2 separate regions of the Homo sapiens genome follow, and region 2 is linked to region 1. A link is a loop called in an ENCODE intact Hi-C map of the cell type or tissue named here. Cell type or tissue: gastrocnemius medialis. All regions are shown on one strand. Each heading gives the region's core, and the rest is flanking DNA. Links, peaks and the distances in the headings are about the cores only. Region 1 overlaps PDE4D (phosphodiesterase 4D). Region 2 has its middle 120 kb from the start of PDE4D-AS1.

Region 1 (8,000 bases), core at 1-8,000:
TTGTCATTTGTTTTTAAAATATATATGTTATATTTCCTTTCAATTGCATCACAGCACTCCATGTCTCAGGGCCAAAATGCTGTAATTGCTTCTTAGCTCATCTTCTTGCCCCTGGCTTTTCCCCTTCTAGTCTCATATTGACCTCTACTGCCAGATCAATTTTCCTCAAATCCAGCCGCAGCCTGTTACTTCAAAGCTAGTAATGCCTGCTTCATCACATCCCTCTGTAAATTCCAGACTGCCATATCTGACCTTAATCCCCAACGCCAAGCCTATTTTCAGCTGCTCTATTACATTTGCTCTGTTCCTGAAAGACTAGTACTCCTCCACCTTCACCATACAGCTGACAATCCCATCTCTGTCTTACCAAATTCTCGGCCTAAAATACCCTCCTTCTTCTACTCTGCCAACCTCAAACTGGTTTTCTCAGTCAGATTTAAATCATTCAAAGTACATCTTAGGACCAAATATTCCAGCCTTTTTCCAAATTCTAACGATTCTACATCTGCCCCTTCATTCAATATTTATTAAGCTCCTACTCTATGTCAGGCACTGCCTGAGAAAGAGAAACAAAGCTTTCTCACCTGCAGCTTATATTCCAAAACTAAGTTAATAAATACATAATACGTCATGGGGTGATAAGCACAATGGAGAGAAAGAAGGGATAAGGATTACGGATAGAGGTTGCTATAAGGTGATCATGGAAAGCCCCTCTGATGAGATGACGTATACCAGGAGATCTGAAGAAAGGAAACAAGCCATGTGGATTGCGGGGTGAGAGGTAGGGTAGAGAAGGGAAAACCAAGTGAGGAATGGCAAAAGCAAAGGCCTCGAGGCAAAACATACTTGGTGAGGCTCCCTGAAGAACAGGTGGAAGTGTCATACCACTTGTCATTTAAATGCAAATTACACTCTGCAGTCAGGCTCACTGCCTTCCCCCTCCTTTAAAAAAAAAAAAATCCATCCATCCATCAATTTTATTCTTTGACAAACTTAAGACTCAGTTACTTTTTACTTTTTATAACAAGTATTCATCCTGAAATGAAATTCCTAAATACACTTCCTTCATAATACTGTACTGAATACATATAGGCTAAATACTCCCTACATAGATTTAAAAAAAAAATCAGTATAATGGCTTATCAGTGAAATAAAGGAGAAATGAGTAATTTCTATCAAATACTACAAAATATAAATACTTGTACACAACTACATTTTAAAAAGTAGTCAAAAACTACTATAACTGATTAGCTGTGTGACCTTGGGGAAGCTATTTAAATTTCCCATACTTCAGTTTACTCACATGGAAAATGAGAATAATAGTTTCTACCTTACAGGGTTGTTGTGAGGATTAAATTAGTGCATATACATAAGGCTCTTAGAACAGTAAGTGCTATCTAAGGGTTTGCTATGATTTCTCTTATGGGGAGAATTACCACAAAAGTAACAGTAGCATGAAAATGAATACAGGGGTGTTATGTTAGAAAAATTTTCCTTTTTCCTGATATGATGAATGATTCTTTGAAAGGTTTCAAATGTAACAAAGTGCCATCTTCACAATATACACTATTGCTGCATTACTAGAAAATTTGGTGTGGATTAAAACCATGTAAAAATATTTAATACTTATACGTAAAAAGTAGTTGGGTTCTAGGCTCAGAGAATTATAAATGCATTTTGTTTTTTCACCTATGTGAATAGCTGCTGGGACTTTTTGGAAGTTGTGTGGGACACACAGCAAACCTCCCTGGTGAAAGGCTGTCCCATGTATCCCAGGACATCTAGCCTCCCTGGCCTCTGCCCACCAAGCACCAGGAGTACTCCCCAGTCACTGTCCCCTGAAATTTCCTGAATGTTCCCCAGTGTTAAGAATCACTGTTCTATTTTTTTCAACTGTCTTCAACTTTGACTCCTCATCCAGGGTGGAGGATCTTTGAGGCCAGAAAAGTATCTTATTATGTCCCTGTATTTCTCAAGGTAGTGTACTATTGCCACAAAAAGATTGTTGGCTGATGCAGATGCAAAACATCAATATTTTTATACTGATTATAGGTGACAGGAAAGGACAAGGGTTTTCACCCTCAGCAAAATCATCAAAAACATTTAAAACAGATTACATATAGTAGATAATACTCCTTGTCTTAAAACATTATGCAGAAACACACATACAGTTTCCCTTCCCTCTAAAATCTGCAGCCTCTTCTCCCTGCTGAATGTGAGTGATGGTCCCTTCATTCAACAGACTTCTATTTGGCAACTATTATGTGCCAGGCATTCTAATAGGTGCTGGATGTGAAAGGATTTAACTTATTCAAATAAGTCCCTAATTTGCTGCAATAAGGGAGATTATTTAATCATATTGAGTAAAAAGTACCAAGGAAAGTTTCCATATTTCTAGGGAATAAGAAATCTTTTCAAAAATCTCTGAGCCAAATTAAAATTCATTTCATTTTCCCTAATCTCCATTTCTAGGAGACTAGAATCTCCTTCCTATTGCCACGGTAGCTGCTATCTGCAGAGAGAATCTAGATAATTTAGAAGAGAAATTTGAATAGAGCCAGAGAGATACAATTCTTATAGTCAGACTTGGCTTCACCAAATTTAATGAAGAAACTTTAATAAGTTACAACATTTACTAGGCACCTACTATGCACAAAGAACTTTACATACCTCATTTCTAATCTTGGCAACATTCTGATAAGATAAATATTATCCCTATTTTAACATGAAAAGATGGACCTTCTTACATATTCAATAACTTGCTCCATAGGTGACAGGATTGAAATGCAAACCCAGTCCTTGCTCTTAATGGTGTATGACAGCTCATCATATAATTAGGCTGATGCAAACTCTATGATAAACAGTATGAATCTAGGAGTGGATTTGTTTATCCTCAATCTTTTTGCTAACTTTACAGTGCCTTGAATTAAAGAATCATGGTTACTATCACCATGGTCAGATCTCTGGACAGGGTGAGGAAGCAGGTGCCCACAGGCAGACAGCCCTGCCATATAGTGAGACACGCTTATGTTTGGGAGCGCTATGTGAACAACACACAGCTGCCCTCATATGCAGATGTAATGATGACGACACATTCAGACAAGGAACTGAGGTCCAGAAAAGTTCTGACAACACAACTTGAGGGACAGCGTTACAGCTAGAGCTCAGGTTTCTTATCTGTAATCCACTGCTCTCAAATGCCCAAATGATTTTATATACATATATGCAAGTGTGTTTGTTGAAATAGAAAAAATAGTTTCTTGGCCTGGTGAAGTGCCTCATGCCTGTAATCCCAACATTTTGGGAGGCCAATGCGGGAGGATTGCTTGAGGCCAGGAGGTCGAGACCAGCCTGGGCAACATAGAGAAACCACCGTCTCTACAAAAAATTTAAAAATTAGCCAGGTGTGGTGGCATGTGCTTGTAGTTCCAGATACTACTGAGGTGGGAGGTGGGAGGTGCTGAGGTGGGAGGATGGCTTGAGGCCAGGAGTTTAAGGCTGCAGTGAGCTATGATTGCACCACTGTACTCCAGCCTGGATGACAGAGCAAGACCTTGTCTCAAAAAAGAAAAAAAAAATTCCCATAATGTTCAGTTAGTTCTCTTTTTCAGACTTTTCCTAGAAATACCCCTCAGAATTTCTAGAGGCCACTTCCCTGCTATTCCTTGTTTTCTCAGTCCTTACCAGATACCCAAGCAATTAACAATCTTTTTGAACTATTTCAGTACATTTCAGGATATTTGAAATTCTGCTGATGGAGCTGAACTGCTGATACATTAACACATGCTGTCATTATTGACTTTGTAACAGAGGTCAAGAGAGAAAAGATGCATTTTTGAATAGGGAAAAACAAAACTAAATTATGGGGAAACTAAGGCTCAGAGAGGTCAAGTTGTCTTGCTCAAGGTCACAAAGCCAGTAGTAAGTAACAGGGCCAGGATTTGAACCCAGACTGTCTGGTTTCAGAGTACTCTAAATTGCCAAAAAAAGAAAACTATTTCAGGCATTATTTTATATTTAGCCTAGAGCCTACATAATAGATCCGTTAATATAATCAATTCTAAGCTGTATATTATATTACTGTGTTTGAAATATTTAAGAAATATTGTTTAAAATAAGTGTATTAGCTCTTGGACCTCTCCAACATAAGGAGTTTTCCAGGCAGTAGCACTGTTTGCAGTAGGACTTACATTATTGGAAAATATTTTATCCTATAATCAATCTACATTTATTTTACACCTTTCACCTTAAAATTAAAAGTCGTGGTAGTTATTAATCAAGAAGCAAATCTATATAACGTGGTCTCTCATATATCCAGTACTGTTCAGCTTGAACAAATGCAAATCTAATTTTTAAATGTCCCTTGAAGAATTCTGAGGCAAAGTTAAACTTCAAGTATTAAACAGAATAGCCACAGAAAACTAGTGTTTCTCAGCCTCCCTTTGCTTTCAAATGCCTTAAAAATATTTTAGAGGCAGACAATAATCTAGAATTGATTCATAACCAATATTTTACATAACAGAATGTTACATGTATTTTCATATTATAAAAACTATACTTTCTTTGATTAATGCTAGTATTCTGAAAACATCGTTAGTGCCAGTAAATCCACTAAATCTGTTTGTATTTACTGCCCTCTAGTGATAATGGCTCTACATTTGATTAAGAAAAAACTATTCCTTTCAGTAAATGAAAACATCTCTTGTAAGTTTTATGGAGATTTGAGATTAAGAGGAACTCCAGGCTGCTTTTTTAAAACCAAATAATCATCTGAACAAGCTGAGAATCGTTCTCTAAATGATCTTATTTTAATTTTTTTTTAACAAAAAAGTCTCATTTAAAATAGTAAACACCTGCAACATGTATGGAGAAAGGAAACCATTTTTGCTAAGAGGCTCCTTGAAGCTGAAATAACATGAGACTGATCTGATAGCTGTATTTATATTTCTCTTCTACATGGGCTAACTCTCTTATTAGATGTTAGCATAGTATTCTGTAATTGTTGATACAGTTTGAATTCATATATGGTAGAGACAGAGTTTTGTATAACTATTTAGTCAATTTACCTAAAACCAGCAGCAGCAGCATATCTACTACAGACTTTTGTTTCACTGAAGAATAATCATGACAATAAATGGGTGCAAAAACTTCACATAAATGAAGCCTCCACAAAAATAATCTTGTATGAAAAAGTATTGTCTCCTTATAGAGAAAATTAGGATCTCCAATTCACTTAAATTGGCCTAAATGAATACCATAATCATCATAAAATAGTTACTAATGTCCCCTCTGTACTTCGTGGTATGCTTTGTGGAAACAATTTAAACAAAGAGAATATCTGTCTCCTAAAGTAATAATAACTAGTGTAAATAGGCATGCTTCCAGAAATATATAATCTTTTACACATATCACTTTAATATGTGCATCTTAAAATAATTTTAAGTAATAAAATTTGAGCTATAAAAGAGAAATGATATTCTTTTCAACAAAGAATGCTTGAACAATTGAGCATCCACTCATAAAACAAGAAACTTCAACCTTTATCCTGCACCACACTAACATCTACTTGAAATGAATCATAGAACTAAATGTAAAATCTAAAACTAAAGAACTTCTAGAAGAAAACACAGTAGAAAGTAGTTGTGATCTTGCGTTAGGCAAAGATTTCTTAAACCACAAAAGCATGAAGCATAAAATAAAAAATGGTATACTGGACTTTACCAAATTTCTCTTTGAAAAAAACTGTTAAGAAAACAGAACAACAAGCCACAGACTTGAGAAGGGAATATGTACAAAATGCATATCAAATAAAGGACTTGTATCCAGAAATTATTTTTTAAAAAATCTTTACAACACAATAAGAGGACAATCCAGTGAAAAGATGGTCAAAAGATTTGAACAAACAAACACTTCATAAGAATCAAAAAGATCAATAAGCATGTGAAAAGATCCATGACCATCATTAGACATTAGGGAAACAAAAAGTAAAACCACAGTGAGATGCCACACTACATACTTACTAGAATGTATAAAATACAAAATACAAACAATACAAAATGCTGGCCTGGATGCAGAGCAAATTAAATTCTCATACATTGCTAGTGAGAATGCAAAATGGTATAGAAACTTTGGAAAAAGGTTTGACAGTTTCTTATAAAGTTAAAAAGTAGAGTGACCATATGACCCAGCAATCCTACTTCTAAGTATCTACCCATGAGAAATGAAAACATATGTCTATATAAAGACCTATATGAAAATGTTTATAGCAACTCTCTATAGCAGAAACCCAGAAACAGTTCAGATATCAGTCAACTGGTGAATGGGTAAACAAATTGTGTCCATAAAATGACATACTGGAAAAAAATGAAATACTAAAAAGCAATAAAATGAAACAAATTACCAATAGATGCAATAACACAAAATGTATTATAAGTGAAACTTATAATTCAACTCAAAACTCAAAAGTATTGTAAGTGAAAGAAGCCATTCACAAAAGGCTATATCTTTAATGTATTATTCATTCTGGCAAGGCAAAACCATAGGGACAATCAGCACTGGACGTGGGGTTTGGGGAATGACTATAAAAAGCAAGAGAAAACTTTTTGGGTGGTATAAATATCCTATATTATATAGTACATATATATTATAATTACACATTACCTATATATCTAGATTATGGTGGTGGTTATCCAATTGTACACATTTGTGAAAATGCATTCAACTATACCTCTAGAAAGAGTAACTCTTATGTAAATTATACCTCAAAAATCTAACTTTGAAAAATATTAGCTGATGTTATCAAATTATTTCAATTCCAGATTTGCTTAACTTTACAACTTTGCCCAAAGATAAATGCAAAACAAAAACCTCAGGCATAGTTATGTATGATAAAACACCATTTTTACCCTTTCAAAGAGCTCCACCATTATTTCCCAGAAAACAGGCATACAGTTATCCAAGGTCCACATTAGCTTTAATGATACAACATTCAGTGAATTCCCAGTTGTGAAAAGCCTTTAGGTTGGCAGGGCGCTGTGGCTCATGCCTGTAATCCTAGCACTTTAGGAGGCCGAGGCAGGCAGATTGCCTGAGCTCAGGAGTTTGAGATCAGCCTCGGCAATATGGTGAAACCCTGTCTCTACTAAAAATACAAAAAATTAGCAGGGTGTGGTGGTGCACTCATGTAATCCCAGCTACTCGGGAGGCTGAGGCAGGAGAATTGCTTGAGCCCGGGAGGCAGAAGTTGCAGTGAGCTGAGATCGCGCCACTGCACTCCAGCCGGGGTGACAGAGATTCTGTCTCCAAAAATAAAATAATAAGAGAAGCCTTTAGGTGATAAAATAATAGTCAAAGTATTCTTTTAAGTATTATTATTTTATTTTTTTTTAATTCTTTGTAATAAAAAGTTCCATAAAGTAAAATATTGTCCTTTTTTGTTTTATTTTTATTTGTATCAATTCAAGGGGACAGGTGCAGTTTGTTACCTGGACCTGATTTTTAAATAAATCAAACTCAGTTTAGTTATTTCATGGTGATCCTGGGAGACTGTTTGTCAGTCATCATCGAATAGCGAATGAGTATCCTTTGTATGCTCATTCTAGGCTGTAAGTACCATGTCAGCTGATGGAGACACAAAAATCCAATAAAGTAGGTATAGCTGGGGGAGGTTCCAAGATGGCCAAATAGGAACAGCTCCAGTCTACTGCTCCCAGCATGAGTGATGCAGAAGACGGGTGATTTCTGCATTTCCAACTGAGCTTTGAAAAGAGTAGTGGATCTCCCAGCATGAAGTTTGAGATCTGAGAATGGACACACTGCTTCCTCAAGCGGGTCCCTGACCCCCGAGTAGCCTAACTGGGAGGCACCTCCCAGTAGGGGCCAACTGACACCTCATACAGCCAGATGCCCCTCTGAGATGAAGCTTCCAGAGGAAGGATCAGGTAGCTACATTTGCCGTTCTGCAATATTTGCGGTTCGGCAGCCTCTGCTGGTGATACCCA
Region 2 (16,972 bases), core at 3,687-11,686, 85 kb before region 1:
CTGACCACAGAGTTCTTCTCCAATTCTCCAGATTGTAAGGCTTATATAGGAAAGCTTCCCACAATGATTGATTTGTCTAATCTCAATTTGTTCAGAATCTATATATTTGGAGATCCCACAGAGATCTCAACCAGAATGAGCAAAGAAGACATTCCATTTCAATTTTATAAGGCCTTGTGGAGGAACTGATATCTGTGCCTTGAAGCCTAGAGAATACAAATACTGGGATTTTCAGGTTGAGACAATGGCGTGAACAAAGGCAGAAAAGAATTGGATGCATACAACCCCAGCAATATGTGATCTGCTTCGGGGCCAGAACGAGGGTGAAGCAAGTAAAGTGCATAGCGTGCAATTTTTTAAATTATTATTCTTATTATTATTATTTTGAGATGGAGTCTCACTCTGTCACCCAGGCTGGAGTACAGTGGTGCAATCTTGGCTCACTGCAAACTCTGCTTCCCGGGTTCAACCGATTCTCCTGCCTCAGCCTCCCAAGTAGCTGGGATTATAGGTGCACACCACCACGCAGGCTAATTTTTGTATTTTTAGTAGAGATGGGGTTTCACCATGTTGGCCAGGCTGGTCTCAAACTCCTGACCTCAGCTGATCTACCCGCCTCAAACTCCCAAAGGGCTGGGATTACAGGTGTGAGCCACAATGCCCCGCTGGGTGCAAAATTTAAGGAGACACTCTCAAGGTTGTGCAAGTGCAGCTCTGCATTTGCATACCCTGAGAGTGAGCATCCATTTTTTTGTGCCCTGTGTTCCCTATTTGTTACACCATAATCCTGGCCCTATTCACATACTCAGTGTGTGAAAGGAAATAGGGGGCAGATTGTGGGGACCTACAATCTCAGGCTGTGGGTTTCTGATTTTATTGGAAAAATCATGAATTCAAAGTACTTTATGACAAAGGTGGTTAAACACTGATTTGCATTAACTATTTGTGGTGAGAGACAGGACTAGCTGGATTTCCTAGGCTGACTAAGAATCCCTAAGCCTAGCTGGGAAGGTGACCGCTTCCACCTTTAAACACAGGGCTTGCAACTTAGCTCACACCGGACCAATCAGGTAGTAAAGAGGGCTCACTAAAATGCTAATTAGTCAAAAACAGGAGGTAAAGAAATAACCAATCATCTATTGCCTGAGAGCACAGCGGGAGTGACAAGGATGGGGATATAAACCCAGGCATTTGAGCCAGCAATGGCAACCCCCTTTGGGTCCCCTCCCTTTGTATGGGAACTCTGTTTTCACTCTATTTCACTCTATTAAATCTTGCAACTGCACTCTTCTGGTCCGTGTTTGTTACAGCTCGAGCTGAGCTTTCGCTCGCTGTCCACCACTGCTGCCGGCCGCAGTCGCAGACCCGCCGCTGACTTCTATCCCTCTGGATCTGGCAGGGTGTCTGCTGTGCTCCTGATCCAGCAAGGCACCCATTGCCACTCCTGATTGGGCTAAAGGCTTGCCACAGTTCCTGCACAGCTAAGTGCCCAGGTTCATCCTAATTGAGCTGAACACTAGTCACTGGGTTCCATGGTTCTCTTCCGTGACCCATGGCTTCTAATAGAGCTATAACACTCACCACATGGCCCAAGATTCCATTCCTTGGAATCTGTGAGGCCAAGAACCCCAGGGCAGAGAACACGAGGCTTGCCACCATCTTGGAAGCAGCCACCACCATCTTGGGAGCTCTGGGAGCAAGGACCCCCCAGTAGCAGTGGTAGGCTTATAAAGACCTCTAAAGATATCCAGGTCTTAATCCCTGGAATTTGTGAATGATACCTTATATGGTAACAGAGTCTTTGTAGTTGTGATTAAATTAAAGATTTTGAGATAAGGGGATTAGCCTGGATCATTAAGGTGGGCACTAAATGTAATCACAAACATCCTTATAAGACAAAGGCAGGTGGTGAGTTGAGCACAGAAGAGCATGTGATGGAAACAGAGTCAGAGAGAAGGTGTTACAGCACTGGCTTTAAAGATGGAGGGAACAGCCATGAGCCAATGAATGCAAGGAATGTAGCTCTCCATGCTGAGAAAGGCTAGGAAACAAATTCCCCCCAGACTCTCTAAAAGGAGCACAAAGCTGCTCACACCTTGATTTCAACCCAGTGAAACCCATTTGGACTTCTGACTTCTAGAACTGTAGAAGAATAAAAGTATGTTGTTTTAAGCCACCAAGTCTGTGGTTAATTTGTTACCTTGTAATAGGAAACTAATGCACTATTAAAATAAAGTTGGCATACAATACATTGGATCTCTAAATATAGTAAAGCCAAAAGGAGCAAAGGGGCTGCACTGGAGAGGAAGGAGTGAGATAGAGAAAGAGAGTAGCTAAGGCGCTGAATATAGAATAATAATAATAATAAAGCCCTTGAATTCAGAAACAAAAGACAGGAGACTGAAATTCACAAGTAACAGACAGCATCCACAATAGTCACAACTGGAAGTCTCATAGTAGTGAAGATACAAAAGCCCAGCAGAAAAAAAGGGTGAATGGAAAATACGTGAGAAGTATTCAAACTCAGAGTGAGAAGTTTACATCCAAGGTTGTGTTAACTGTATTCCTACTGTTTCATTAATTTATTTATACACAGCCTTTTCTCTAAAGATTGAAATGGAAGAAAGTGGCCCAATCTTTTTATTTTCTTCTCCCTGTTCCTAGACATATAAATGTGAAACAGAAAAATAACACAGAAAGAGAGTGTAGAAAAACCCTTTTTGCTAAAGGTAGTGGAGCCGAACAGTAAGTCAGAAGGCTTCTTTGTGCAGAACAACTTGGCCCCAAAGGTAAGTACAAGGAATGGACTCACTAGACATAGTGTTGCTGATATAATGAATTGCTTCAAGAAAAAGGATCAAATATTAAGAGTTCCAAATACAATTCATGCACTCAAAATTAATGAAATAAAACTTTTTTTAAAAAGCAATTTCTGACTTTGGACTCCACATGATAGTGCCAAAGGGACCTCAAATGGAAGCAACCTGACAGGCTGGTACCAAAAATAGAGTAGTTGTTGCCAAGTGCTGCTTCCATGGGATCCTGGACTTTCACATAGACCTTCTCTTTATATGTCCTTCAACCTTGGAAATCACCATCGCTCTCATGAAGGGGAGATTCCTTTTCCTTCTTTGCTTCTTTTGCAACAGGAAGGCAATCCAATTAGATGGGATCATCCAAGCACTGTAACTAGACATTTCTCTTAATAGACTAAAAAACCTAAAACATTTGCCATTCTGTCAAACCAGAATCAGTTACTTGCATGTGTCACAGTAACAGATTTTAACATATGAGTTTGCCAGTGAAGAAAAAGAGAGAGTAAAATATTACTCTCTATTTTTAATTTATCAACAATTTGTTTGGTTGGTGAGGGCGAGGCAGTTATATTTCCTTATAAATCATGCTTAGGTGCTTCTATTGAGTGAGGGACATAGCTAAAGGAAATTTGTTTGGGCAAAGCATTTCCTCTTCCATTTTGCTGAAGTGATACTTTCTGTTAAAGTCAACTTTCTTCAAAAAGACTTCATTGTTTGCCTTGGCTCCTCTGGCTATAGTGACCATATAACTTCTTGTCAAACTGAGATGTTGGATGTGAAAGGGGGCAATGGGTGTAAACCAAGACTTCCAGATAAACCTGGTTCCCATACGTATGACATTTCCTCAATGATCTTGCTGTGTTTATGGCTTGTTTTACGAGTATCATGCACTGTTAATTATCCTTTCAAGTGTAAGTTCTGAGTCAAGCTTTTTTTTTTTTTTTTTGATTGAAAAGAACTGAAACAACTTAAATAAGGTTAATCTAAAAAACAAAGGGGGAAGGAGATTTATTTAAAGGCTGGAGGCAATCCCATGGAATCCAAGAAGAGAGAACACAAGTCTCATGAGACCCTTGCAGAGCCAGAGACAGGGGAAGCATTGGAAACCAAGGGCATTCACCAGTGTGTGGTCTGTGTATTCTCTCTACTTCTCTGCTTGAGTCTTTTCTTTCTCTGAAACCACAAATGAGGGAATTTGTGAGAAACTGTGGAGTGCAAAACTTCTGGGTACACAATAGTGCTTCCTTAGGAGATGTTTCATGCAGACGGCCATGTGGTATCCTAACTCTTCAACCCTTCATAGTCACTTATGAAAGAGGCTTGTGTTTTTATTACTGACTTCTGTTTTAATATAGAGTTTCTTAACCAAATTTCTTTTTTCCAGGGGGGCATTTGGAAATGTGTATGAGGTGGGAGGAAGAGACATCACAGAGACATACTTTTAGGGGCCTGTGGGCCCCCAAGCATGGAAATAAAGAAAAGTCTTGGATTTCTTCAAGGGAAATTCCTGGCACATAGCAATCTTTGAGAAGCAAATAAGCAACTCAATAAACAAGAAAGTAATAGAGCTTAAAACAATAACCAAGGAAGTTAGAGTAAGGAGATGTTTGGTTCCCCTATGGAAACTAAAGGTAACATCTTAACATATGTCTCTGAGTTGTTTTTCAGAAACCCAGACCCCCACCAAACAAATCGGCTGGCATGTAGACCTCAGGTAACAGGGAACTAAAGACTAAGCTCTGACCATCATTCTTGGTTCTAAATTTCTTGCTGAGGGGCCTGGAGGGAATCACCCCCTGAGCTGGTTAACTTTCTATTCTGCGGACCCCAAATTTTTAAACAAAGCTTCTCTTCTTTAACCAATTGCAAATTAGAAAATCTTTGAATCTACCTATGACTTGTAAACCCCTGCTTCAAAGTATCTTGCCATTCTATGCCAAAACCAATGCATAACCTCCATGTATTGATTTACAATTTTGCCTGTTACTTCTACTTTCTTGAAATTTATCTCTGCCTTTAAAAAGCCTTACCTGAAAGCCACTGGGGAGGTCAGGATTTGAGCACTGGCTTCCTGGTCCTCCTTGCTTGGTGCCCTGCAATCAAGTGCCTTCCTTTCTGTCACTGCAAATGTGGAGACCTGGTTCTACAGCACTGGGGCAAGCGAGCCTCAGTTCGGTTCTATAATGGGGACAGACATGCTAGTCATTCTTCATTGCAAGGGACAACCCTATACAATGAATTGCCCAATCCCACCCTTCACTCCCAATGCCAGTAGGGTTCTCACTGAGAGATGCTTAGACACAGCATGCCACCTGCAGGAGCCTAGGTGGCTAATTGAAATTTTTAAGTCACTGGATTGAAATGAAGCATAGTGCTCTGGTGTTCAGATTCTATAATCAGGGTGTGATGACAGAGAAGTACCTGGTCCTGGATGGGAAAATAAAAACTATATCAGAAGAGTGATTTCTGCTTTTGTGTGCCTTCATACACTAGCTAAGCCAGACGTCAATAAGAAACATTTGTGGTTCTGGCCACACTGACTGTAAGCCACGGTAACAAAACCTGGCATAATAATGCTGAAATAGACATCACTTACACACACTCGGGACATGCTGACCTTCTTCATAAAGCAAATGTTAAAACTCCCCAGACTAAGGTGAGTGCCCTGTGTATGCTGACAAGGCGCTGGGTGTTAAAAATAACCTATTTTGATCCCTGGGATAGTTCAACCAATCTTATCAAAGGATTTTTCAAATGTCAGACTCTTTCATCACCCGATTTTCATTGACTCCCTGACCTGCTATTTCCCACACTGATTTTTAGGGGCTATTTGGACTATAAACCACAAAGCATTGAACTCCAAAATATAGACAGCTGAACTGGCTCTGTTCGGGAGTCTGTAATTATTTCCAAGATGAGATTTTGGGCTTTTCATGTCATAGATCCTTGACCTGGGGAGCTACTAAGCTAGAGCCCAAATGGGAACTTGAAGCCCCACTCTTAGCATTTCTCCCCTACCCCTAGGCACACCACTGCCTTCCTCTCCTTTGTTATGGATGGATGGGTGGGTGGAAACTTGGCTCGCCACCCCACCCTCCCTCCCTCATTCCCAGCTGATCCCTTGGAGAATAGTTCAAGCTGTTCATATCTAGTATCAGGAGACAAGGAGTAGGTTTACATTGACATCTTCCAGTGTTATCTGATAGCTTTCCTGAATGATGGAGGAACAAGAAATCCTAAAGTGCAAAAATAAAACTCATCAGCATCATCAAACTTCACAGCAGAATAGCCTCTCATCCCTCTTCATTATTAATGAAGTCAAAAGAGAGTCTGGAGCTTTGATCCAGGAAACATCAAGGGTAAATGTGGTAAACCAGCCTTGCCTCTCAGGCTCAGGGTTGACGTCTTTCATGGCAAGCAGCTCATTGCTGAGCATCTGGCCTGTGAGCCAGGTGCATGTAGGTTTGCTGTGCATGCAGGTAGAGACTGGGCACCGGCCTGGCATAAAAGGATGGCAGGTCACTGGCACACTTTTCCTGGCAGAATTTAAGGCAAGAAAACAGATCTGGACTATCATAGAATTTTCTGGAATGTAATTGTTAATGTCTTACTCCTTCCAACCAGATGAGCACTTTTATTTTCCTGGAACACTGAATTCAACTGTGTTTATCTTTATCCTCAAGAACTCTGTCATTTGACAGCAACTGCTGTTAAATTTACTCAGTTTATTGAACAGTTGGGATCTTTTGGCCTGTTTATAGATGTGATTATTGAGAATAAAGAGCATGGTGGGTATTCAAATTTATTTCAGCTGAAGTCGTGTCTTGTTTTTAGCTTTTCATTCTTTTACTCTGAGTCAGACATCAGTAAAGTTTTTTTTTTCTTGCTTCAATTCAAAATGTCTAATGTTAAAAGAACAATGTGTGAAGTGTCAAGTCCATAAAAGGAAATCTGGTGGTGGCTGCTGAACTGGCTCATTATGTGATAGCTAGCACTAGAGTTAAAGCTAGACCACTTCTCCAAGATATAAACATACATTTATATGCATAGACTTGTTCTGAACATGTCATCCCTAGCCAGAGATGACCCTCCCAGGCCCTCCCTGTGGATCCTATGTCTTCCCTGCCCTGATGATGGGCTGGTTGAGTGCACCCTTTCCTTTACCCTGCTCTGCTGCCTTTGCTCCCATGATAAAAAGGTAAAGGGTCCAGAAGTGGAATCCTGAAGGACAGAATCCAGAAAATCACTTTATTTATTTATTTTTTATTTATTTTTGTTTTTTCCACTGGGTGATATTTTTAATTTTACTACATAAACTCATATATCACTTAACAATATGGATACATTCTGAGAAATGCAATGTTAGGCAATTTCATCATTGTGTGAACATCATAGAGTGCACCCACACAAACCTATACGGTGTAGCCTACTACACACAGAGGCTACATGGTCTAAACTATTGCTCCTAAGCCAAAAACCTATACAACATGTTACTGTACTGAACACTGCAGGCAGTTGTAACCCAGTGGTAAGTATTTGTGTATCTAAATACATCTTAAGGTAGAAAAGATACAGTAAAAATATTGTATTATAATCTTTTATCATACCATCATATGTACAGCCCATTTTTGACCAAAATGTCATTATGCAGTAAATGACTATATATGCTTCCAGTCTCAGGGGAGGTCCACAATCTAAGTTAGTTCTGTGAATTGCCCTTTAAAACCAGGAGATCACTTTAAAGGAGTCCAGGGAATCAGCTAGGAGACAATTATTGAAAATCAGTTTTTACCTATTTTGCTGTTTTATCACAAAATATTTTCCTGCCACCCATTTTGCCACCTTTTTAAAGATTTTGGGGAAAACCGTTTTTCAAGACTTTTTTGTTGGATTTTTCTTTTGAGACAAACGATAATGAGAGAGCAAAAAGGCTCAGATTGACTTCAATTTTGTCTACATCTTAGCACAAACTGTGAGAGCTGAGTAAAAGCAAGGTTTTGCTGAAGACAGGCAGAGGGTTCTAGAAGGAGGTGTGTGTGGCAAGGCACCCTGACACACTTTGCCTCACCACAGTTCTACCCTGGGCTAGCCCCCCTGATGTCCTTGTTGTTGGCCCTCTCAGTGTTCTTCCTGCGTCAAAGGAGTACCCGGGCAGCTGCCACCAGGGAGTGGAGCAGTGGCAGCTGGGACTAGGCGGAAGTCCAACTGCTTCTGGCTGCCAATACTCCAGGCCCTGCCCGCCTACGAGGAAGTCAAGGGCAGACCCTCTCCATTTCCTCCCCAGCCCCACCGATGTCCCAGGGATGACCTTGTGGAATGGTCCCCCGGCAGAAACACATTGATGTCAAATCCTCCCTTGAAGTCCACCTCAGGCCATACATTCCATGAGACTCTTCCAGGCCAAACCCGTGAGGTGTGGACAGAGGAAACTTAAGCAGAGGAAGTTGGCACTCAATTGCAAATCTGGCTGCCTGCGAGGAGATTTATAACCAGAGAATTCACTGCCTTTGTGGTGCTTTTAGAAAACAGTCCCTGGCTTGACTGAGGGAGAGAAACTTTTGTGGAAAATGCCTGTCGTTCATGTTCCTGGCAGATCTGCAAGTATTTCTACGGCGCAAATGTAGCTCTGATTGCTCACTCAACAAACACGGACGGAACCTTTGTCAGGACGCTGGCTGCAGTGTGTGCCAGTTGGCAGATAGGGCTCAGAAAAACAGCAAGAGGTAATTCTCCCTTCTGAGCAGCAGAGGAGTGAGGACATGGGCTGGCTCCAACACCTTCTAATCCCAACCCAACGATGCACCACCCCCACTCCCCGCCCACCTTAAGGATGAAATTATTTCCCTCTTATCTATCACACCATAATGATATCCCTCATACCTGGGAAGCGTTAAGCTAAATTGATTCCAAATGTTGTGTGTTGAATCCTATCCCCCAAAGATACGTGCTTCTTTTCTGTTTTGTTTTTTTTAATATTGAAGTTCACATTTTTTTTTATGGAGATGGGGTCCTCTTATGTTGCCCAGGTTGGACTCAAACTCCTGGCTTCAAGCAACTCTCCCATCTCAGCCTCCAAAAGTGCTGGGATTACAGATGTGAGCCACTGAGCCTGCCCAAACAAAGACCAGGATTTCAAAATGTGACCTTGTATTTGGAAATATGGTTGTTTCAGATGTAATTAGTTAAGACGAGGTCATCCTGGAGTAGAATGGGCCATTAATCTAATATGACTGAGTGTCCTTATAAGAGAGAAAAATATCCTGGGAAGACATAAAGACACAGAGGGGAAAATGGCCATGTGTTAGGTGAAGGCAGAGATTGGAGTGATGCATCTACAAACCAACGAATGCCAGGAGGGCCAAGAACTGCTAAAAGCTAGAAAGAAGTAAGGAGGTATTCTCCTCTAGAACCTCCGAGAGAGCACGGTCCTGCCAACACCTTGGCTGCCAACACACTTCTCGACTTCAGAACTCAGAGAGAATAAATTTAGGTTGTTTTAAGCCACCCAGGTTTTTGTACTTTGTTACGGCAGCCCTAAGAAATTAATTTACCAACCAACAATGGCTTGATCATTGTCACCCTAAGCTGGCAAAAGTGCAGAAGAGAACTGGTAGCAATCCCAGTTAAATTTCCCATCAGGAGCACCCAGCAAACAACATGTACCAAAAAAAAAAAAAAAAAAAAAAAAAAGCTTTTTGGTTTTCTAGCTAAGTAGGCTTCTTCTTCACTGGGCCTTAGGGGATTTGTAATCCTTTTTTCCTCTCAAACAGACTAAAAGTATTCATAGTTGTCACCTAGTCCAGTAACAAATGTACAGTAACAAATGTAGTAACTCCTTGAGCCTTTTCCCTGTGATTTAGACTTGTTGGACAAGAAAACAGTCCTTGGGGGTAAAAACTCAATAATCTCTATTTGGTTTCAAAAGGAGAATTTCTAATCATCCCAAAGAAAAAAACCTGGTTAGGCTTAAGGGCCTGGGAAACTCACCACATCACCCTTGGGCTTTATTCATCCACTTCTCGTTAAAGTTTGGGGCTGAATCAACATAACCTTAGCTTTTAGTCACTTCAGTGAACTACCAAAGAGACCTTGAGTTGTCTACAAAGAACGTCGAGTTGGCATCACTTTGGAGATTAAATGAAGGGGAAAATTGACTGAAGAGGGTGGCAGGGTAGAGACTGTGTAATCTAGGCATGATGAAGTCGCTACTTAAGCCAGGACAGGATGACAAAGTTTAAGGGAACAGAGCCGTTTGCAGAGAAACAACTCTACCATAAGGAGAAAAAGGCTCTAAACATTGTGGCAAAATTCTGGATTTGGCAAGGGAATATTTAAGGGAATTTGCCTTGTCTCATTCAGAGAAGAGAGAGTTTGTTTGATTGATTTAAAAACATCTAGATACCAAGAAATATTCCAGGCATCTTATAAAATTAAACATTATGTAAAAATGGGACAACTAAGGTTAAAGAACAGAAAAGAGATTATATAAAAGAGACAAAGGAGTAGGTGCTACCAGGCTCCTGCATAAAAGGAACTGTTACAACTGGAAACGAAAGCAAAAAAAGAAGTCATCATTAGTTTTCACTGTATACACATACAAACTCATTTAAAGACAAACTTTTTCCTGAAAGTGAGCTATGGAAGTTTTTATCACATTAATCTATGAAGATTCCTTATGAAAATACGGTTTTATATATATACACACACACATACATATATACACACATACAGACATATATATTTCTCTAGGTGTATATGTAAGTTTACATACATATGTATATATATGCACATATAAACACATATATAAAATTTTACTACAACTTACTGTGCTGAAATGAGATTCAGTTTAAAGTTCATGAATGGATTCCCTGATTTCTGTGATTGTTATCCTATCCTTAAGAAACACAAGGCAGGGCTGGGCACAGTGGCTCATGTCTGTAATTCCAATACATTGAGAAGCCGAGGTGGGCAGATTGCTTGAGCTCAGGAGTTCAAGACCAGCCTGGGCAAGAGAATGAGATCCCATCTCTACAAAAAATACCAAAACAAATTATCCAGGCGTAGTGGCATGCATCTGTGGTCCCAGCTACTCAGGAGGCTGAGGTAGGAGGCTGACCTGAGCCCTGGAGATGGAGGCTGCAGTGATGCAGTGAGAAGATCACTCCACTGCCCTCCATCCTGGGTGACAGAGCCAGACTTTGTCTCAAAAAAAAAGAAAAGAAAAGAAACACAAGGCATGTGATAAGGAGCCAGATAAAACATAGGCATGATTTTACTGGCAAATATATTCTCCCTTACCCATTCTCAAGTGTTTGAGCCAGAGAAGCAGCTATGGGTGGTAATTGAAAGACAATCAGTCCTATGGTCTTACACAGCAAGAAACAAAGATGATACCTTTAATCCTCCTGGGGTGTAATTATCCCATGAAAACCCCAGCCAAGTAGGGAAGTCTCCTTGCTATTATTAGATTTCTTTCAGTTTAGGATGTAAGTACATGCAGAAAGTCATTCACTGAAAATTACTGGTTTCCCTATCAGTATGTTTGAAATCTGAGCTCGGTGGTGATTAATTTGGTCCTTGAGCTAGGTGAAGCTCCACTTTGGCTCTCCCTTAGTGCAAAGCCTGATTCTGAATGAACTGGCACACGGCCCCTTATTCTACTTTTGTGTGTGTTCCCAGAAAACAGCAGGACTGTTCTTTTGGACTGCTGAGAGTTCTCTGAGTTCAAGACTTTGTTCCACTGACTATTTTTTCCTTCAGCAATTTCAAAGGTTCTCAGTGAAATTTGTTTTTTAATGTCATAACCATTGTGAATGCTGTCCAATTACCTGGTCAAAAGAAAGCCCTCTCATCACGCCACTCGATTTCACATGTTTCCCCCCAGGCTCTGTGGGATGTTGTCACATTTCCCAGAATGTTTGAGCAATGGGCAAAAATGACTAACCTGCAGGTCCAAAAGGATGAATAAAATTAAAAGTGAGAGTTATATATGTAAATGAAATATGTAGAGCAGTATTAATTCTCTTTATCACTCTCTCCACACATGCACACACATATTTACTGGCCAGAAATATAGAAAACTTTCACTTTATCCGAGTAACCAACTACAAAATAAAATGGGAAAAGACCTGCAAACTGAAAAGTATCTGAGACAGATCTCCATCAATTTACAAGGTTATTTTGCCACGATTAAGGTTATGCCCAGAGGAAAAAAAATGTGGAATCAAAGAAACAGTCTGTGGTCTGTGCCTTTCTCCAAAGAAACTTATGAGGGCTTCAGTATTTAAAGGGAAAACACAGGCTTCAGGGGAAAGAGGAAGGGCAGGGTCAACCACGTGCTGCAAAGCAAAAGGAGCAGGCAGGGGAATAGTCGATTATGTATTTGTCTTGCGCCCAGTAAATCGGCACTTCACATAAGATAAGGTGAACATAGAGTAGCTACCTGTGGAAATATTTAACTCTTTCTCCGGAGCTATCTGCTTAGAGACAAAAGGAAATGCAGTTTCTTGCATGATTCAACTTTCAATTTATTATTTTTTTTCCTTTTGCCATAGTAAACTGGGGTTCTGAATTTTCATTTCCCTTTCACAGATCTATTCCATATTCAGTGAACAATGTTAACATTTGTTGGACACCTCTATAAGCCAGGCATTGGAGACACTTTATGCAAAATACCTATGGCATCCTAAGTAACTCTGCTAGGCAACCAATGAGGAAAGGGAGGCTTTGCAAGGTTAAGTAACTCCCCCAAGACTGTGAACCTACAAAACTAAAGCAAAAATGTGAACTTGCATCTGTATCATTTCACAGTTATTCTTTTATTCTCTTTCTATTTCACCATGGATATTGCCAGCAACGGGTTAAATAGAAAGTAACTCACTTCTATGATACATGTGTGTTAGTCAGTAAATTGATGATGTTCACTCCAGCCACTTCAGAATTACCTATTACATAATCATTATTGAGTCTTTTGTTCTCCTTTGCACAAGTCAAATGAAACTTACTAAATTCTTAACCCAAGTCAGTGCTTTTGGGTAAATAGTCTTCTGACTGGTGAGCCAGCTTCTTCCTCTTCTTTCTTTTTTCGTCAGAGCATGGCAGCAGCCTTAGTGCTTGCTCTACTACCAATCCCTCTGTTTTCCCTGGCTTTGTAAATGAAGATTTGGATAATTTATCAGCCCACAGAATGCTCAGCCTTGGAAAACCTTGCACCTTCATCCTCCCAATATTAGCTGTTTGTGTACCTGAACAATGGGAATTTCTCAATGACCAGCTCAGGGACCAGAAGGGAAAACAGTAGCCAAACTGACCTATGACATCAGAGGCAAACTCTGCTTCATTTTGGTGGCTTCATGAAACTATTGAGAAAATTGCCCTCCAATTTTGCCAACACCTAGAAACTCACCTACATGTAATTATCACTCCCTCACACTGCTCTCCTGTGAACTCCCATATTACCATAACCTCCCCAATCTTTCTTTCCTTCTTTCTTGTTTTTCCTTCCTTTCTTTTTACCTCCCTCTTCTTGTTTTCTCATGAACCTCAGATGCAGATAATTGTCTTAAGCCTAGGTCTCAGATTATGATACACTACTAGGAATCACACAGAAACTCTTTTTTATTTTGCGTGTTATTCTTCCTCTGCTATCCTGGTGCCCACTCTCATTCCTTCCTCCTTAGGCCCCCACCCTAATGTGTTTGATATGTGTTCCTTGAATATGCATGTTTGTGGCAGGCGCTGCTCTTTGTCCTCCTCTTTGCATAGTAATAGAATTTGTAGCTGGGCACTAGGCATGACTAAGTGACTTAATTTTGGCCAGTGGGATATGAGAAAAAATGATGTGTGGAACTTTCTGGATTGTACTTTTACAGGGCAGAAGTGTGTCCTTCCCTTCCCTTTTCCCACTTCCCACTGGCTGGGTTGTGATTGTGGTGGCAGGAGATTAAGCAGTGATAATAAAAGCCATCAGTCAACTGGGCAAAGGAAAATGATAGAAGCAGCTTGGGCCCCTGATGGTGTTGAACCACCATATGCCTCTGAAGTGCCTACTTGAGTTTTTACAGGAAAAAAAAAAAACTATCCAGCTTAACTCATTATTATTTTGTGTGCTCCTGTTGTAGCCATTGATCACATTTCCTAAATAAATACAATACCTTTGCAAAATATGTAAGGACATCCAATATGTCTGCATGTGTTTCAAATTTTAAATGGTATTGTTCTGCTTCTCAGGCTTTTCACTCAGCACTCTTTATCCCGTTACTGGGTATATACCCAAAGGATTATAAATCATGCTGCTATAAAGACACATGCACATGTATGTTTACTGCAGCACTATTCACAATAGCAAAGACTTGGAACCAACCTAAATGTCCAACAATGATAGACTGGATTAAGAAAATGTGGCACATATATACCATGGAATACTATGTAGCCATAAAAAAGGATGAGTTCATGTCCTTTGTAGGGACCTGGATGAAGCTGGAAACCATCATTCTCAGCAAACTATTGCAAGGACAAAAAACCAAACACCGCATGTTCTCACTCACAGGTGGGAACTGAACAATGAGAACACTTGGACACAGGAAGGGGAACATCACACACCGGGGCCTGTCGTGGGGTGGGGGGAGGGGGGAGGGATAGCATTAGGAGATATACCTAATGTTAAATGACGAGTTGATGGGTGCGGCACAGAAACATGGCACATGTATACATATGTAACTAACCTGCATGTTGTGCACATGTACCCTAAAGCTTAAAGTATAATAAAAATAAATAAATAAACAAATAATTTTAAAAAATCTCTTTTCTGTGTCACGCATGTCTAGTTGTTGCTTCTGACAGCTGCAGAGCAGATCATTATGTGCATCTACTACACTTTTCTTACACAATCCCCTAGTGATAGACACCTATCGCTTCCAACTTCCCTCTACCACAGAAAACACCATGCTAATATCCTTGATGATGTCCCTTATGAACTTTTAAATGAGTTTCTCTTGGGTATGTGTGCAAGAGAATTATTGCTGGTCATAGAGTATTGCCACATTTAATTCTAAGTTCTGCCAAATCACTTTTCAGAATGGTTGTACCAGACTGCACCTCTGTTGGCAATGCCTGAGAGCTCCTGTTTCTCAACATCCTTGCCTGTGCTGTGTATTATGGACGTTTCTAATTTTTGCCAATCTCAAGCGACTCATTTTTGTTTGCCGTTCTGTGATTATTTGTGTTTGTGTAACTGTTCATATACTTGTTAACCATTTGAGTTTACCCTTCTGTGAATCCCCTCTTTTCTGCCCCTTTCCCACTTCCTGGTATCCTCTTGAGATTAATTCATATTGCTTTTAGTCACTTCCATCCCTGATCTTTCAAGGCAGATATCTTTTGTACCTTATTCATAAAGACACTGTAGCCATTTGATATCAGTTCCCACATTAGTCTGCAACTCATATCCAATTCCCATGTGGATGTATACCCTCACCCCAAGCCTAGTCATGCCCCTGACATTTCCAGTGTCACTGAGCTGCCAAGTGTCCTCAGCCTACAACCACTCCACTGGTGATTCACCTCCCCTTCTCTCCATATTTTAGTCCTCAAGTCTGAATGTGGCCATAAGATGTCAACATGATTCCTTTCCTGTGTCCGTCTTTGCCTTCTCTGCAGTTAAGGAGCAGGGGGTAACAGGACAGGGTTTGAATTGTGCAGCCAGAGGCTAACACTCAAGACTTCAACATTTAGAAATGGAAACTTAAATGAAAAACTCTTACAGTCCCTCCTGATTCTAAAATGTCTGACTCTTCAGAGTACATGTGGGAACTGACAGAGCTTTTTGTTTTCGAACCAAGAGGTTTCCATTGGAATACCTTAGACAGAGTCTAAGGAAGATGTCAGCCTCTGAAAATCAGTGCAAAAAAATTTCACGCAGCTAAACAGAGGGAAATCTTTTGAGAGCAACACTGACTAACACATCAGGTAGGAAATAAAGCTGGTTTCCCTCTTAGAATAGAAAGAGGAAGAATGTACTACTACTAGAGACCCCTGAGATTGACCAGGGACATAAACGGGAGGGTCCTTTATGACATAATGGTCTCTTCACTATCACTTAGGGCCCCGATCACAGTTCACTGATTAAACCACTCTCACTCTGGCAGTCAATGCTCTCAATGTCTTAACCTTTTATTCTCATGCTACTCCTGCATAAGAAAACTCCAACCCTGGATTGGTTCAGCCGTCCTCTTTCTCTACTCCCATAGAGACATACTCCAGCTGAGTACTTCTGGCAAAGGTCATACAATGGTGCTGATTGAGACTCTTGACTAATCCACGGTCCCTGACCTTAGCTGGGTTTTCAACACTGCTTGGCAACCTTCTCATGGCAAACAGTGCTCACGTACCAGGGTGGCTCTTCAGACTTCCTCTCTCTCTTATGTTACTTTCCTCAAGTTTACTTCTTCCTTCACTGTCCACTCTCCACACATCTTAGCCTATTTGACAGAAGATGGTGGATGGGATGACTTATTCAACTTCATGGCCCCCAAACTTTGACTTATTTGGATCTCTTTCGCTTAATCTTTCTGTATAGCAGTGTCTATTGGTTTCTCCTGCTAAATGTCTCTACCTTTGCTGGTGATTCTCAACTGGATCAGACCCAGTGACCTTTTTTTAATAAAAAAAAATATATATTTTGTAACGCGCTTCCTCTTGACTATTGAGAAATTAATATAACCCACCCAGAAATATAATTAATTTTAGTTAATGCTGTGAATATAAAATAAAGGGGGAAATAATGTGTATTTCAATATGTGCTCAGTGCTTAGGCATTGCCAGAATACATAATTCAGTAGACAAATGCTTGCACTTACTGTAGACTCACTATGTGACAGTTATGAATGTGTAAACTGATACAGGTGCTCAGTATTAGAACTCAAAAAATAGAAGCAAAAATACCCTCCCAAAACAACAAACAACCCTTGCTAAAACTCCCAGCAAAACACTGTACAATCTTTCCCTGATTGACACAGTGGCAGCATCCTTGGAAAATGTAGTCTACATTAATTCTGTATAAAAACTACATTTTGTTTATATGAAAAACAGAGTTAATTTCTAAACTCACATAATTCTAAATAGGTGTTCACCTTCCTGACTTCCTAGGGGACCATTTG

The links. Hi-C counts contacts between places; a loop is a spot of excess contacts. Peaks named below come from ENCODE experiments on the same cell type or tissue, not always from the same donor. Only the 100,000 strongest peaks of a DNase experiment are listed, where the experiment ranks them.
Region 2: it touches region 1 in a loop (2.2-fold over the local background); 4 of 110 quality-filtered maps call a loop at or near these places.

Annotation. Positions count from the first base shown.
Region 1 is chr5:59,003,021-59,011,020 of GRCh38, forward strand. The region is part of intron 6 of PDE4D (phosphodiesterase 4D); the gene reads right to left. Among named protein-coding and RNA genes, the nearest start is that of PDE4D-AS1, 33 kb to the right of the region's middle. RefSeq lists an enhancer at 1-787. In gastrocnemius medialis, for the core only: a CTCF peak has its summit at 4,642 (motif pointing left); a DNase peak (open chromatin) is centred at 3,080; H3K27ac peaks cover 6,462 bases.
Region 2 is chr5:58,914,588-58,931,559 of GRCh38, forward strand. No RefSeq gene overlaps it. Among named protein-coding and RNA genes, the nearest start is that of PDE4D-AS1, 120 kb to the right of the region's middle. In gastrocnemius medialis, for the core only: a CTCF peak has its summit at 8,593; DNase peaks (open chromatin) are centred at 6,266, 7,954, 8,494 and 11,466; H3K4me3 peaks cover 482 bases; H3K27ac peaks cover 4,952 bases.